2 separate regions of the Mus musculus genome follow, and region 2 is linked to region 1. A link is a loop called in an ENCODE intact Hi-C map of the cell type or tissue named here. Cell type or tissue: gastrocnemius. All regions are shown on one strand. Links, peaks and the distances in the headings refer to the core of each region. The heading gives the core; the rest is flanking DNA.

Region 1 (7,520 bases), core at 1,732-4,231:
ATGACAACCACACAACTGAAATATTAAGGCATTTTTCAGCTTAGAAGTATAAGAAATATCATAAAACCTAGTTATTATTTCTTTTTCTCCATTTTTAGGATTTTCAGACTAGCAAACACCAGGAAGCTCCTATAATGAAATGCAGCAAAAGCCCAGTACAATGGAGATGCTTGTGCTGCGAGTTAGTCGGTTAGCACCCTCTGTAGCTCAAGCACAAGGAGAACAAACAGCAGGCTACTCTACTCTCACAAAGGGGGCAGCCCATGTACCAACAGCAGAAAGAGCCTAGCCTCCAACCGTCCTGCCACAGACTACATTCATCTTCAATTCCTCAACTCAAGAGTCCTCTCACTTTAGCCTCTTGAGTAGCTGGAACTAAGTAACCACTCCTGGATTTCCTTCGTTGTTTTCTTTCATATGTTATGTAAATAATGCCTTGTTCTCTAAAGGCCTTCTGTGAACACTGGCATTTTTTTCCCCTCGACTAAGTCTGCTCGCAGATCTCACCTATCCTGTACTGACAGTGCTAGATAAGGTCCCGATGAGGCCCCATCAGAATTCACTCCTGCTGGTACCAGAAACCCCAACCTCTATTCTCCAGGACCACCTAGCCCACTGTCTAGAGTACCTCATCTGGCTGGCCTAGCAAACTGCAACTAGGACACTGTAACAGTCAAACCACCAATGCCAGAACCTCTCAAGTCTAGCACTAACTTCATCCATCCTTCAAAATTCAGTGGCACGTGGTTTCCTCAGCAAAACGGAGACTTTAAACACCAAAAAAACCTTAACTAAGTACTGTTAATGGCAACAATCATGTGAGCTTTAATCTCAAATTTCCATATCCCTTCTCTTTACTCTTTCCAATGGCCTTCTGAGACAGGTAGTGTCTGTTCACGTCTCTCATAAAAACTCACACTCACAAAGAAATTGGCAAGGGAAAAAGACCACAATCTGCAAATAAGCCATCCTTCAAAGAAAGTAACAGTGATGGACTAAGAACAAAACAGGCGACACCCTCTCATGTAAAAGGTTCTGAAATGAAGACACATCATCAACATCCTACACACACACACACACACACACACACACACACACACACACACGCTAGGCAAACATTCCACTACTTAACTTACACCACTGGGCTCCAAAATGATTTATCCGTCTGAGTTACACAAAAATTTTATTTTTATAAAATAAGCAATTCATCGGTGCAGACACGAAACAGGTAATCCCATGGAGGAATATTAACATTCAAAGACAACTCCCGTCTCCCCTGGCCTGTCACGTCTATCGGTAGCAATTCTAAGTCTAACATGGTAAACCAAGAACACTTACTTACCGATGACATTATGTTTGGAGCTGAAGGGATCTACAATTGTTTGGTCTCGGTAACTTCGGAAGCCCTGGATGATCACCTATTAAAGAAGAGACAACCCTTGAGAACACAGAAAGCACTTCTAGGGCAACATTCTTTCCTTCTCCGTCTCTTGCTTCTCACGCAAGGCAAGACAGAAACGGTCCACTCGGCGGAGACCATTGCGATCGGGAGCAAGCAAGTTAAAGATTCGCTAAACCCCTTCCGACATGGCCTGCAACCCTTGCTGGTGCAGGGCTGCTCTGGGAGAAGCTCTCCAAACCCAGCGGCTTCGACCCCGAGCTCTGCACGACAGTAAAGGTCCAGACAGCAGGCAGGCGAGCGGGCGGGCGAGCGAGCTGGTCGCAGCTTGCCAGCCTGCGAGCCCAGTGAGAGGGCATCCTTCAGTCAAACCACTGGCCAGCCCCAATGAGTCCATTGAGAAAAAGAAATAAGATAATAAAAATTAAGTGAAAAGGGGATAGATAGGATCGCAACGCTCCGAGCCTGACCCGTCCAATAGAAAAACGTCGCCCAGCGCGTGTCCCGGGGGCTCGGCGCTCGCGCGCGGGAAGAGCATTTTGACAGAAGTAAACAACCGAGTGAGCAGGCGCGACGCGACCTGCTGCGAGGGTCCGCCCTGCTGGGGCAAAGCCTGAGGCAAGGCGGAGAGAGCCTGCAGCCCAGCCCGGGGCCTCGCGAAGGCGGTCCATGCACCGCCATGCCTGCCTGCAGAACGACGCGGCCTCCCAGCAGCTCGCAGCAGCCCGCGGCGCCCGAGGAAGCCGGGCCTCCGCCTGCAGCCCGCCGCGCCCGGTCCCGCTCGGCTCCGCTCGGCTCCACGCACCGCGCCCCGGGGGAAAGCGCCGACTGCAGCCCGGCGCTCGGCTCGTCAGGGCCCCGCTCCTCCCCGCCCCCCCAAGCCCAGGCCGGCCCTAACCCACCCGCGGCGCGCTCCGGGACACCCCGCCGCCTCTCACGGCCCTTACCTGCTTGATGTACATGGCTCCGCGCCCCTCGGCAGGGGGAAGGCGTCGCCTCAGCACCGCAGCAGCGCGGCCGCAGGCTCGGAAGACGAGCAAGACAGCCCCCTCCTCACAGCGCTCCGCTCGCTCCCGCTCGCTCCCCCTGTGGCCAAACAAAATGGCGGCGGCCGCGGAGGCGGGGCCCGCGCGTCGGGCGGAACCACGATGGAAGCGATGCGGATCGCAGGGGGAGTCTGGGCCGGTTCCACTCTGTCGCGTAGGAAAGGCCCCTCTCCCGCGGCCCTCTTAGACGGACCTGATCTGAGAAAAGGATTTTCTTATCCTCTTGTTTTGCTGAGAATCACTTGGGAGTCCGACTCGGAGGAGCCCCGCTCCAGAGGCCGGCAGGAACTACCTCCGGACGCACGGACTATGGTCGCGCCCGTGAGGGGCGGGGCCTGCTCGGCGCCAAAGCCTGGAGTGAGACGAGCGGAGCCAATCGCCGAGCGCGCCGGAGGTCACGTGGTCGCCGGGCCGCTTAAAAAGGACGTGGCCTGTCAGCCTAGCGCCCGACTTGAATGTAGGTCTCATTGTGACTGCCTGGGGTTCTGAGCTCAGAACCTCCGCGCTTCCATTATTCTCTTTATTAGCTCAGAGCGCCTCCTGCTGGTTCCGAGCCTCCTGACGGCTCTGAGAGAACTGGAGGACGCTAGGACATTTGAAGGGATTGATTTAGGGAGGTTGTCTTTAGTTTTCCAAGCCCCGATTTCACCTTGTAGCTAAGGATGACTTTAAACTCCTTATAGAAAGACCTGTACAATTGCCACAAATAAATTTCTTGAAATAGGTAAATTAAAAAAAAAAGAAAAAAGAAAAAAAAAAAAAAAAAGGAGCCGGGGTGGTGGTGCACGCCTTTAATCCCAGCACTCGGGAGGCAGAGGCAGGCGGATTTCTGAGTTCGAGGCCAGCCTGGTCTACAAAGTGAGTTCCAGGACAGCCAGGGCTACACAGAGAAACCCTGTCTCGAAAAGAAAGTAAGAGAGAGAAAGAAAAGAAATAGGTAGGTACTAGGGTCAGTCCCTAAATGTATAGGATTTTTTTTAGCCCTGGCTTTCCTAGAATTCGCTCTGTAGACCAGGCAGGCCTCAAACTCAGGATCTGCCTGCCTCTGCCTCCCCAGTGCTGGGATTAAAGGCTTATGCCATCACTGCCCGGCTAAATGTATACAATCAGTGTAGGGAGTAGAGTTCTGGGCAACTCTAAAATTGCCTACTGGGAAATAAACAAACAAACCTGGACGACCTAATAAGGTCCTGGTCACCATTCCTGCTTCCTGAGGCAGTTCTCACCCTCAACATGTCTACGAGGAAGGGCAAATCTTGTGCCCTACTGGGAATCCTTTATCTGAAACTCTGGCCAAATTCCACCCAAAGTTTGAGGGAAAAAAAAAAAAAAAAGAAAAAGTATTAAAAGAGAAAGAAAAGAAAGAAAGAAATTTAATTTAAAATTTCATTTTGGGAGTTAAGGACCTCTACCCCTGTCAGTTTGTGAGGGTTTGGGGTATATTATAAACAGAATTCTAAGCCTTCATTCAGTTCCTCAGGATGACGGCTGGGTTTGCAGTGCAGTTGGTAAAGCCCTAGTTTGTCATACAGGAGGTCTTAGACGCTTCCCCAGCACTGGGTAGCCTAGTGGCACACATCTGTGATCCCAGAACCCTGGGAAGGTGGATGCAAGATCAAAAGTTCAAATTCATCTACTGCTTAGTGGGTTTGAAGGAGACCCTATTTTTCAATAATAGTGAAGTCACCAGAACTTTTATGATGGTTTCCACTACAATGAGATTTTTACTTTCCTTCTTAGGCCTTTACACATTTTATGAACTTTATTCAGTTAGCTTGTATAATCATATAAATAGGGGAAAAAGGTTTTTTTTTTTAAATCTCTACAATATCAAATAAGTGATTTTAGACTATTGCCTTGTTTATATTTATTGTCTCTCTCCATGATAGTAAAATCTAAGAGATGAAGAATTTCATTTTGTTACTATTGCTCTCTTCAATTATTTTGCACAAAGTAACCAAATCTTATGAAGGGAAAATGCACAGAGGCCAAGTTCTTACCACAGTGCCTGGCTCTCCTGGCTTTTAACAGTTATCACAGATTACTAAGTATCAAGCGATATAAAATGAAAGTGAAATAGACGCCACAAAGAAATACTATTGAAGGGGGCTGGTGAGATGGCTCAATGGGTAAGAGCACCCGACTGCTTTTCCGAAGGTCAGAAGTTCAAATCCCAGCAACCACATGGTGGCTAACAACCACCCGTAATGAGATCCGATGCCCTCTTCTGGTGCCTGGTGCGTCTGAAGACAGCTACAGTGTACTTTACATATAATAAATAAATAAATAAATAAATAAATCTAAAAAAAAATACTATTGAAGCCGGGCGTGGTGGCGCAAGCCTTTAATCCTAGAACTCTGGAGGCAGAGGCAGGCAGATTTCTGAGTTCGAGGCCAGCCTGGTCTACAAAGTGAGTTCCAGGACAGCCAGGGCTACTGAGAAACCCTGTCTCAACACTCCCCCCCCCCACACCCCCCCCCCAAAAAAGAAAAGAAATACCATTGAGCAATAAAAAAGGATGCATTCTACAAACATGAATGAATTTCTTTTTTAAAATGCTAAGAGAAGGAAGCTGGCTACACAAGGGCTACAGAGCACATGACTGCATTCAACACCAGATAAGATGGTTGTAGGGTCTTTGAATCAAAAGGTTTAAGATAATTATACATGCCAGGCAGTGCTGGTGCATGCCTTTAACCCCAGCACTTGGGAGGCAGAGACAGGTGGATTTCTGAGTTTGAGGCCAGCCTGGTCTACAGAGTGAGTTCCAGGACAGCCAGGGCTGTACAGAGAAACCCTGTCTCGAAAAAACCTAAAAAATAAAATTAAAAAAAAAAAGAATTATACATAACATTGATAGCACTTCATAGTAGCTGAAAACTAAGGGTACAGGTAGTTTATATAGAAGGCACTCTCAGCCAGCAGAGTAATGGGGTCCAGGAGAATGAGACATTAAAGAGAGAAAAGCCAGGAACTTCAACCAAGGAGGTCCTCTGGGGTCAATCCTGGGGCACTCAGTGGAGATTGGGACAAGGTATATTGTCATATGGAAGCACAGGGCAACTTGGGAACGACCTTCAGGCCCTTGCCTTGCTTTTGAAGGTCAGCTGTGCTCGGCTGTGCAGCCTCCCTCTGCCTTAGAGAAAGAAAGAAGCAGAGAACTGAGTTGTATTGTTATAGCACAGAAAAGGTCAGCTTAGGAACTTTGAGAAGGTCATGAGACACTTGTCCCTCCGGAAGGGCGAGGCTAATTAACATTTCAACAACAGGACAGACCCTTTGCCCACCTACAGACAAGGGAAGTCCTTGTCACCTCATTCCCTAAAGACCAATCAGTTTAAAGGGTGCACTGTTCTGCCAATCATATTGTGCCTAGTTGCTGATGCTCTATTCTGCCCCTGGAAACCATATAAAAAAACTCGCTAAACAGGTCCTGGGGGCTGCCTCTCCTTTGGATCTGGGACAACCCCAGTGCACTGGAACAATAAATTCCTCTTGCTTTTTGCATCGATCCTGGCTCCACATGGTTCACTCAGGGGCTCCCCAGTAAGCTAAGGCTCCCTGGAGCACTTGAGGATGAAGTCTTCCAAATGTAAGGAGCTGTCTGCAGCTGGTTCTGCTAAGGACTTGGTTTGTAGGGGATGACTGGTTTTGTGTGTTTTCTTCTGTTTTACTTATGTAGCCAAGATAGCCTGGAACTTGCTGTGAAGCCCGGGTGTCCTGAAACTTGATCCTTTTGCCTCTAGGGCACTGGGATTACAGGTATGTCTCTCTCTCTCTCTCTCTCTCTCTCTCTCTCTCTCTCTCTCTCTCTCTGTGTCTTTGGGTGTGTGTGTCTTTGGGTGTGTGTGTCTCTCTGTCTTTCTCTCCCTCCCTCTGTGTGTGTGTGTTTGTTTCTCTCTCCCTCTCCCTCACCCTCTCCCCCCTCCTCTCTCTATGTCTCTCTCTCTTCACAATTTAGAAGATATTTATTTATGGTGCTTCCTTATTTGACAGCCACAACATGCCATGAGGCAGTGGGGAACATATTTAAACTTCTAAGTTTTTGTTATGTTTTGGGTTTTTTTAGGTTTGAATGTTTTTTATTTTTATTTATTCATTTTATACCCCGCTCATTGACCCCCACCAATCCTTCCCCCATTCAACCCTCCCATTCTCCTCTGAGTGGGTGGGGGCCCTCTGGATATCCCACACACACACACATACACACACACACCCTGGTACATCAAGTCTCTTCGAGGCTAGACACATCCTTTCCCACTGAGGCCAGATAAGGCACCCCAGCTAGAAGAACATATCCCACAAACAGGCAGCAGCTTTTGGGATAGCCCCCGCTCCATCTGCTACATATGTGCAGGAGGATGAAGAGGGAGGCAGGGGGTGGGGGTAGGAACTCCTCATGTGTCTCTTAGAAGACCAGTACCTCTCCCCCCTTTTAGTTCAACAAAAGGCTCTGTCTCTAACACCAATAAACTGTATATATAAGAAAAATTGTGAAAACTATCAGTTAAGAATCACATTCACAATGTTCAGTCCACATGCATTTGGCAACCTTGGAGAAAGTATTGTACTATCCTGCCTTGGTGAGTCCAAAGTTCTGTACCTAAGTCATTTTCTTAAATCCTAAACAACTTAAGCTTAATTGTGAGACTGTGACTATCTAGTCTTCAGCACCGTCAAAGACCTGTGAAGGATAAATATTCCCTGAATAAAAAAAAAAAAAAAAAAAAACAGTGAAGGTGCAGAGCAAGCAGATTCTGAAACTATAAAATGACAGAGGTTGAAGGCTATCAGGACAGATACCAGGATACTTCTGCAACATTGGAACATCCTTCTGGCCCACAATATCTGACAGACATTTTGTGAAGCAGCAATGATGAAGAACTGCCTATCTTGTCTTGGCAAAGCTTGGCAGTTGACTTCCTTCCTGCCCTGCGTGTCCATGGGCTGGGCAGCATGCTGTCAGCAATTGAGGCAAGGGAGGTTTCTTGCCCGATGGCAGCTTGCCACATTTCAAGCAACTCCATAAGGAGAGTTTTCAATGCTCATCATCTTCCTTGAAGTAGTGTGGTGG
Region 2 (7,520 bases), core at 2,144-4,643, 320 kb after region 1:
CCACGGATGGAAAGAGAGGGGCTGGGGCTGGCAGAAGCCCTTGGCTGCAGGCGGCCAGCAGCAGAAGGCGTAACTGCTGATTCAGGCTATGCGTAGGTCTGCGTGGAGTGCGTTGACATGTCCTTCTCCCTCTCACGTTCTCACAGCTAAATTCACAGCTAATTCGTGCGATGAGCAAGCTTCTGAGTGTCTCCAGCTCACCTGCTCAGATACACTGTTCCTGGGGTCTTGTGGCAATATAGACGCCATGATGGTCTAAGGGTGGGGGAAGCAGTCTACCTTTTTTTCTTTTTAAATTTATTTATTTAATGCATGTGCGTATACCATCGCTGTCTTCAGACACCAGAAGAGGGCATCAGATCCCATTACCGATGGTCGTGAGCCACCGTGTGGTTGCTGAGATTTGAACTCAGGACCTCTGGAAGAGCAGTCAGTGCTCTTAACCGTTGAGCCACCTCTCCAGCCCCTGCATTCTATCTTTTGGATTGTGTTGGGGTTTCCACCCAGCCTTGAGGAGCTTTCTGTGATGTGTGTGTTGGATGGTGGTGAAAAGGGAGGTGCCATGTCTACTTCCAGATGCCTGCAGGATCGTCACACATACACACACACACACACACACACACAGAGAGAGAGAGAGAGAGAGAGAGAGAGAGAGAGAGCTGGAAACTCTGAGGCGTCAGTGCCCATTGGATATACACATCTCTCGACTGCACATGCCAGTCAACCCGAGAAAGAACGTGGAACAACTCTCCCTTCCTTGTAGCTATTCTGGCCTAGGCCTTTATTGAGGACAATGTCAAGCCCCACTCGGCTCTCTTATCTACACTGCCATCACTAAACCTACTGACCATCTGGGAGGTAGATGCCTGCAATTAATTACTGTCCCCACATCACAGAGGAGAAACCATTAAGTTACTGGATGAATGTGGCTGCGCCAGCAGCTGGGAGCACCAAGGCCCCTGCCCATATCTGGCTCCAAAGTCTGCACTCTTAACGGTTAACGTCATCTTCCCTTAAGAAACAATGGTGACGCCCCATTCTCCCGGGCAGTCTTAGAGATGCTGTAATTTGCCTGGCTATAAGAATTACCTGAGATGCTCCTCAGCTTTCTGGTCCCCAGGCCCTCCCTTCTGAGCAGGAGCCGAGCCTCCAGGGAGGGCCTCTGTATCTGCGGTTACCTAGTAGCACGCAAGCCTGAGAAGCAAGCCAGTGAGACACTGTGCCCGATGCCCTATCAGGGTTCCTAACTCCTGGGTGGCCTGAGATTTTTGAGATTCTATTTTTAGGCAGGTCCTTCCTGAGACACTGTGTCAGACTTTCTGGCACCTTCTGACAGGCTCCAAGGCACCTGGGCTGTCTTAGGAGCCGCCCTGATGCCCCAGAGATACCTGGAGCAGGATTGGGAGGAGCCACGTAAGGGTGGGGGAGGACAGACACGTGTGCTTTCGTTTCTGGTTCCACGTCGGAGGAGTTTCAGAGATTCTGACACCCTGGGGCCCGCAGTCTGGAGGGAGCCCACGCTTGCTTGCCTGTAACCTTCTTTGCCTTAGTGAAGCAAGCCGGTGAAAAGCTACTTTGGTGATGGTTTGCTTAGGACATGGTTTTAGGGAAGAAGTGGAGACATTGTGGTCCGGTCTCCTCTGAAGTGCCCCTCCGTCCCAGACTCCTCTCAAGTGCCCCGTTGACAGTGGCAGTTTCTGCACCTCCAGTGAGGCTGTGTCAACAACTCTACCTCACCCTCACTGGAGGCTCTCCATTAATCCTCATGTAAGTTTCCTAAAGTAAGCGCCACGATTTCGCTCATTTTACAGATGAGCTAACAGGCTTAGAGAGGCAAAATTCCTCACCCTCGGCACCAGACTGACATCACTGACCGAGGCATCAGACCTTGATAAGGAGGCTAGATGTAACAAGCCACCATGCAGTCCCTCAGACCCGCAGAAAATGTCATTTCATAACCACCGTTTGGATCACTTAAGAGATTTGTGGGGGAGAGGGAGGGGTGTTTGTTTTGTTTCATCATGAAGAACAGGCTGGCTTGAACCCCGGATCCTCCTGCATCAGCCTCGTGAACGTGGGTGCACGTTTCAGATCATCTGCTTTTTTTTTTTTTTTTTTTATGCTTAAAGATGTTACTAGCTATCGATTAGGAATATTTGTCATGGTCAAAATATAAGAAATGAACTAGGTCCTTCGCATGTGCTGATTGGGTGAATCCTATGGACAACCACATAGGGTACATATGACTATTAGCTGGGTCTATAACTGAGATAGCAGCCTTAGGGGGGCTGGCTAAGTGACGATGGCTGCCATGGTTTTAAACTGCAATCTGGCTGTTCATAGTGGTCATCCTGACTCAAAACAGAGGAACACAGACGTGTGTGTGTGTGTGTGTGTGTGTGTGTGTACTCTATTTCAATAGATATGGGCTCTGTTCAGGCCCTTTTTAAAAGTCCAGGTCCTGGTGAACAACACTCAAGGTTTAGTTTATTGTTTTTTGTATGTCACAACACCAAAGACTTGGCTTGAACCTTCTAAGTTCCAGATTCCAGCTGCCACAGGCTGAGGTACGGGTCAGTCAGGTATGCCTGTTCATCTCTTCCAACTCACCCTGCTGTTAACGCACGGTCCCTTGTCTTGGAATCTACAGTCCAACATTTGCCCTTTTGCTAAACTCGGAGCCTGAGTTTGAGTCTAGGGCAGGATCCTGCAGGTGGGGCTGGTAAACGTTTTATCGCCGGGCCATTAAGTTCCGAACGTTTAGTTTACGCCAGTCACCTGTTCAAAAGCAGCTTTCCTGGCCTCACTCTGAGCGGAGAGGCAGCCCAGTACTGTTTTTAAAAGGTCACAAGGGTTCCTCATAGCATGACCCACTGACAAAGGCTACAGACCTCCCTGTTTGTGGTTAAAGTCAAAAGGCTGCTTGGTTAATCCCTCATGTTTGGGACACTCTGTGAGGGTAGAATCCCAGGGGTCTGGACCCAGTCAGTGAGTAGTCATGGAGACAGTCCTTGGAGCAGCTTGCTGGCTGTGGCCCCCCTGGTCCTGAGAAGTTCGCAGAGTTCAGTCAGCTGAAACTTCCCCCCTGTTCTGTATCTGCTCACTGGCCTTGCCTGAGCTTTGACCTGTGTGCTGTGCAGGGAGACAAGACCAGATAGGACATAACCAGACACAGTCGCTGGCTGCAAGGGGCCTGGAGTCTAGTTGAGAAGATAGATAGTTAGAAATGTCACTGAACCTGAGGTATTTGAAACCAGGGAATGAGGTCGACTAAGCACTGTTAGGGCTGGAAGCTCTGTGTGTGTGTGTGTGTGTGTGTGTGTGTGTGTGACATGAAGGTCACTGCAGGGGAACTGGGAAGTGTGGGAATAAAGAACTTGACTCTCTAGGATAGAGAAAGGACAGGCGGGTTGAGTTCATGCCACAGGCTGGCTATACTCTCCACGGGATACCTGGACTCTACTCAGGGCAAAGGGGAACCAGTGTGGGCTTGGGGGTGATGACTGGTGGGTACCACAACTCGTGAATGTGTAGTCTCTATCTCGCCATCCCTGGGATTATAAGCACACATTGCATACATGGTTAGTTTTCTTGTATATCAGTTTGGGGCATCAAGTCAGGTCCGCACACTTTCAAGACGCTTGATTGAGCTACTCCAACAACAACAAAAACAGCAACAACAACAACATCCAAAAGAACAAAACCAGGCTTTATAGCTTGGCTTTGAACTCACTCAGTGGCTTAAGCTGGCCTTGAAGTCAGGTGTCCTCCTGGGTGCTGAGATTACAGGCCTGGAATACTGTACCCATAGGAAGCACGGTTTCTACCACAGCCTGGCATGCATGTGTGCGCACTTGTGCGTGGTAAAAACTGCATACCCCATTACTTTCTGTTCTATCCAAATCATTTGTTTTAGAGCTGGTTGTAACCCACTAAATTGATTTTACTGCTCGCTAATAGTTTGATCCACCGTAAAACAAACAAACACCAACCAAACACACACACACACAAAACCAAATCAACAACACATACTGTTTGAGTGACAGATCCATGGTCCAGCCCACTTTTGTTGAGGGGCAGATTCATGGTCCAGCCCACTTTCGTTGAGTGGCAGATTCATGGTCCAGCCTACGTTTGAGTTTCCTTATGCTCACTTACATTTAATATGCAGCGTTTCTCCAAGTGCACTCCATGTACTGTCATCATTCTTCCACACAGATTGCTCTCCAGGGCAGCTCCGTGGGCAAGCACACGTGGGCAACGACACAACACGTGGTATCTGACCCGTCACAGCGTACTCAGCCTTGCCATCGTTCAAGGTCTGCGTTGATGGAGTTGACTGTACACATTTTAGCCACAGAGCCACTTTCCATTTGGGCGAGCCCCTGCTCCCTTCCTCGGGAGAACCCTGGTGTAGGAGAACAACTATCAGTCGGGGCCCTGCTGTTTCACTTCCTCCACCGTCCTGTCCATCCCTGCCCCTGCGAGCCCCTGCGAGTCCAGGAAGGTCCGCGTGTAATCGGGAGGGAGGGGAACTGGAACACACAGTGACCCTGTTTTCCTACTTCCCATATCAAGTCCCCGTGAGAGTCCTGCAGTCTTTTGGACCAGTAATTGAACCCAGGGCCTCTTGCATGGCAGGCTGGTTCACCGCTGAGTTACCTCCTCCGTTCCACCCCACCCTTTTTTTTTTTTTTTTTTTGTTTGAGTCAGGGTCTCACCAAGTTGCCTGAACTGGTTTTCAATTTGGACCACAGTGCTGTCAAGCTTTAAATGTACAATTCTCCTGCCTCTGCCTCCCAAGTAGCCATGTCAGCACGCCTGGCTGCACCTTACTTTCTCACTAGATGATGGATCTTAGATGTCACTTCCTGTTTGTACACAAAGCTTCCTTACTACTGCGGTCTCTGTGTGTGTCACGGATGCGTCATTACACGTGGGCAGCCATCTAGTGATGACTCGGGCCGTTTCCAGCGGTTCTGCTAGAGATGAGCCTGCAGTGAGTAACCATGTATCTGAGCGATTGAACGTGTGAGTGTGCATGCAACATAAATCCTTACAAGTGGAGCTGCTCGCTCTAAGCTCCGCACTTCCTTAGGGCTCGAAGGGCACTGTCCGGTGACCCTCCGAGGTCCAGCTGGAATCTCAAGAAGAGATCTTTCTTGTTTGATGTTTGATCCCAACCAGCTACACACATTGGCCCAGAACTCAGGAAGCATGGCGCACATTGCTGGACTGTCTTCAAACAGCTGTTTGATGTCATCAGTGGCTGCTGACAGAAATGGTTTCCTCCAGGGATGCCCCCCCCCCAAGGGACACATATGCTTGTGAGCGATGTATAAATGGGCTCAGAGCATGTTCTATGTAATGTGTGTGTGTGTGTGTGTGTGTGTACAGTCAAAAAAGAAAAGGTTATACTCTTAGATGGGCATGGGAGGAGTTGGTGTAGAGGGAGGGGGTAGGGTTGAATACGTGCAGGGTTTAATCTATGAAGCTCTTTAAAAAAAAACCTGTTAAATGCAAGCAAATCTTCAGCCCCAGCAACTGTTGGACTCGGCTAATTCATGTAGCCAAGTCAATTCCTTTCCCTCCTCTTTGTAAACTGGAGCATCCGAGCCCTGCAGCTCTGAGAAGTTGTCATTGTCTTTCTCAGAGGTGAATCAGGGCTTCTGTGGGCACTATTACTTTTATTTATTTATTTTTTTAAAGACTTTCTATGTAGTCCAAGTTGGCTTTGAACTCGTGGTCCTCCTGCCTCAGCTTCCCTACTGCTGAGATGGCAGGTATAACAGGTAGGTACCACTGCACCAACTTGGCCCCCTCCCCCAACTTGGCACTTTCTTGCAAACATAATGAAGCATTCTTTTCTCGCAAGACCAGCAATCACATCTCTTGGTGTTTTCTCAAGTGAACTGAATGTTTACGTCCACACCGGAGCTTGCCCATCCGTGTTCATAGCAGCTGTAGTCCTCATTGTACAAACCTGGAAGAAAACTAAGTGTCGGTAAATGAGCTGAAGAATAAACGGTTGTGTATTCAGAGACTGGAATAGCATTCAGCTCTGAAAGAAGCAAGCTATTTGGCCATGAGAAGACATGGGGGAACATGCGTTCATAGTGCTCAATGGAAGAAGCCAGTCTGAAAAGGCTCCGCCCAGTGAATCCAGCCCTGCGGCCTCCTGGGAAAGGCAGGGTTATGGAATCACTAGAAGAATCAGTGTGGTTGCTGGGGATTGGGGGGCAGAGGGGTACATGAGGCACAGGGGATTCCTCGGGCTGTGAAACTGTTGTGTTAGATATTCCAATGGTGGACACCTGACCACTACCAAAGCCCAAGGACTTTACAACACCAACCATGAGTCCCAATGTAGTCCCCAGACTTTGGACGGTGATGGTGTGTCCACATAGTCCCATCAACGATCAGAAATGGGCTGCTCTGGTTGGGACATTGGAAGCGGCAAGCTCTGCAGGAGCCATGTGGGAAGTCTTGGTGCCTTCTACTCTATTTATTTCATGGACCTTAGGCTGGCTGTGGTGGTGTACACCGATAATCTCGGTAGAGGTAGCAGGATTACAGCAAATTCAAGGCCAGCCTGGTCTACATGGTGAATGCCAGGTCAGCCTGGGCTACCTGACAGAATCTTGTCTCAAAAAATCAGAAGTAATTAAGGAATGTTTTTAATTAAAAATTTTAATAGGGTCTTAAATAAATGTGAGACATATATGTAACTTTTTGACAGCAAAGTTTGAGATATTACTCAAATTGTATGTAACTTGCTTCCTATAAGCGTACCTTCCGGTGGATTTTAGTACACTCAGAAGGCTGCACAGCCATTACCTGGTCCTAAACCATTCCCATCACCCCAAATGGAATCCCACGTCCATCAGCAGTCTCTCTACCCATGCGCTGTGCTTGCTCTGGTAGCCACACATCTTCCTGTTGTTCTAGATCTGCATCCATGTGCCAGACATCACACATGGATGCAGGGGTGGGGGGGGGGTGTTGGGGAACCCTGCCAGGCAGGACCTTACAGATGCTTACCCAAACCCTCAGATATTACCGAAGCCTCTCATGTAAAATGGGTTGAATCTGCATATAACCTACACATATCCCTGTCCCTGCGTCCTCTAATCATATCTATGTTAATTATAATGTCTCACACATTGTTGATGCTTATAATCTTAAACCTTTGTTCCTTTTTCTTTTTGGAAGCAGGGTCTGCTATATCGTCCAGAGTAGCCTCAAATTACCACCACTCCCTCCTCCACCTCCCAAGTGCTGGATTGCCCACCTAGCAGCACAAGTTTACACCTGGCAGAACAAGTTTATCCCCGTATTCACTTCCAGGGTTTTCTTGAGGTAGCTCCTTAGCTTAGAGCTTTGATCGGCTGTGTTAATTTTTCATCCGGTGCAGAGGTAGATACAGTTTCAGTCTTCGGCACCGTGGCTCTCTGTTTGCCCCAGATCTTCTGTTTGCTGAAAGATCTTCTTCTTTCCCCAGTGAACAGCCCTGGCACCCT

What was found. A loop is a pair of places that touch in the nucleus more often than their neighbours do. Peaks named below come from ENCODE experiments on the same cell type or tissue, not always from the same donor. Only the 100,000 strongest peaks of a DNase experiment are listed, where the experiment ranks them.
Region 2: a loop joins it to region 1, with 2.1 times the contacts of the local background. A loop is called at or near these places in 2 of 42 quality-filtered maps.

Annotation. Positions count from the first base shown.
Region 1 is chr19:53,595,381-53,602,900 of GRCm38, reverse strand. It overlaps Smc3 (structural maintenance of chromosomes 3), which reads right to left and starts at 2,505. Exons shown (of 29, transcript NM_007790.3): 1 at 2,347-2,505; 2 at 1,343-1,418. The coding sequence starts at 2,361. In gastrocnemius, for the core only: a CTCF peak has its summit at 2,987 (motif pointing left); DNase peaks (open chromatin) are centred at 2,053, 2,530 and 2,848; H3K4me3 peaks cover 1,449 bases; H3K27ac peaks cover 1,857 bases.
Region 2 is chr19:53,270,990-53,278,509 of GRCm38, reverse strand. No RefSeq gene overlaps it. Among named protein-coding and RNA genes, the nearest start is that of 1700001K23Rik, 20 kb to the right of the region's middle. In gastrocnemius, for the core only: no CTCF peak of the experiment used is centred there; no DNase peak of the experiment used is centred there; H3K4me3 peaks cover 441 bases.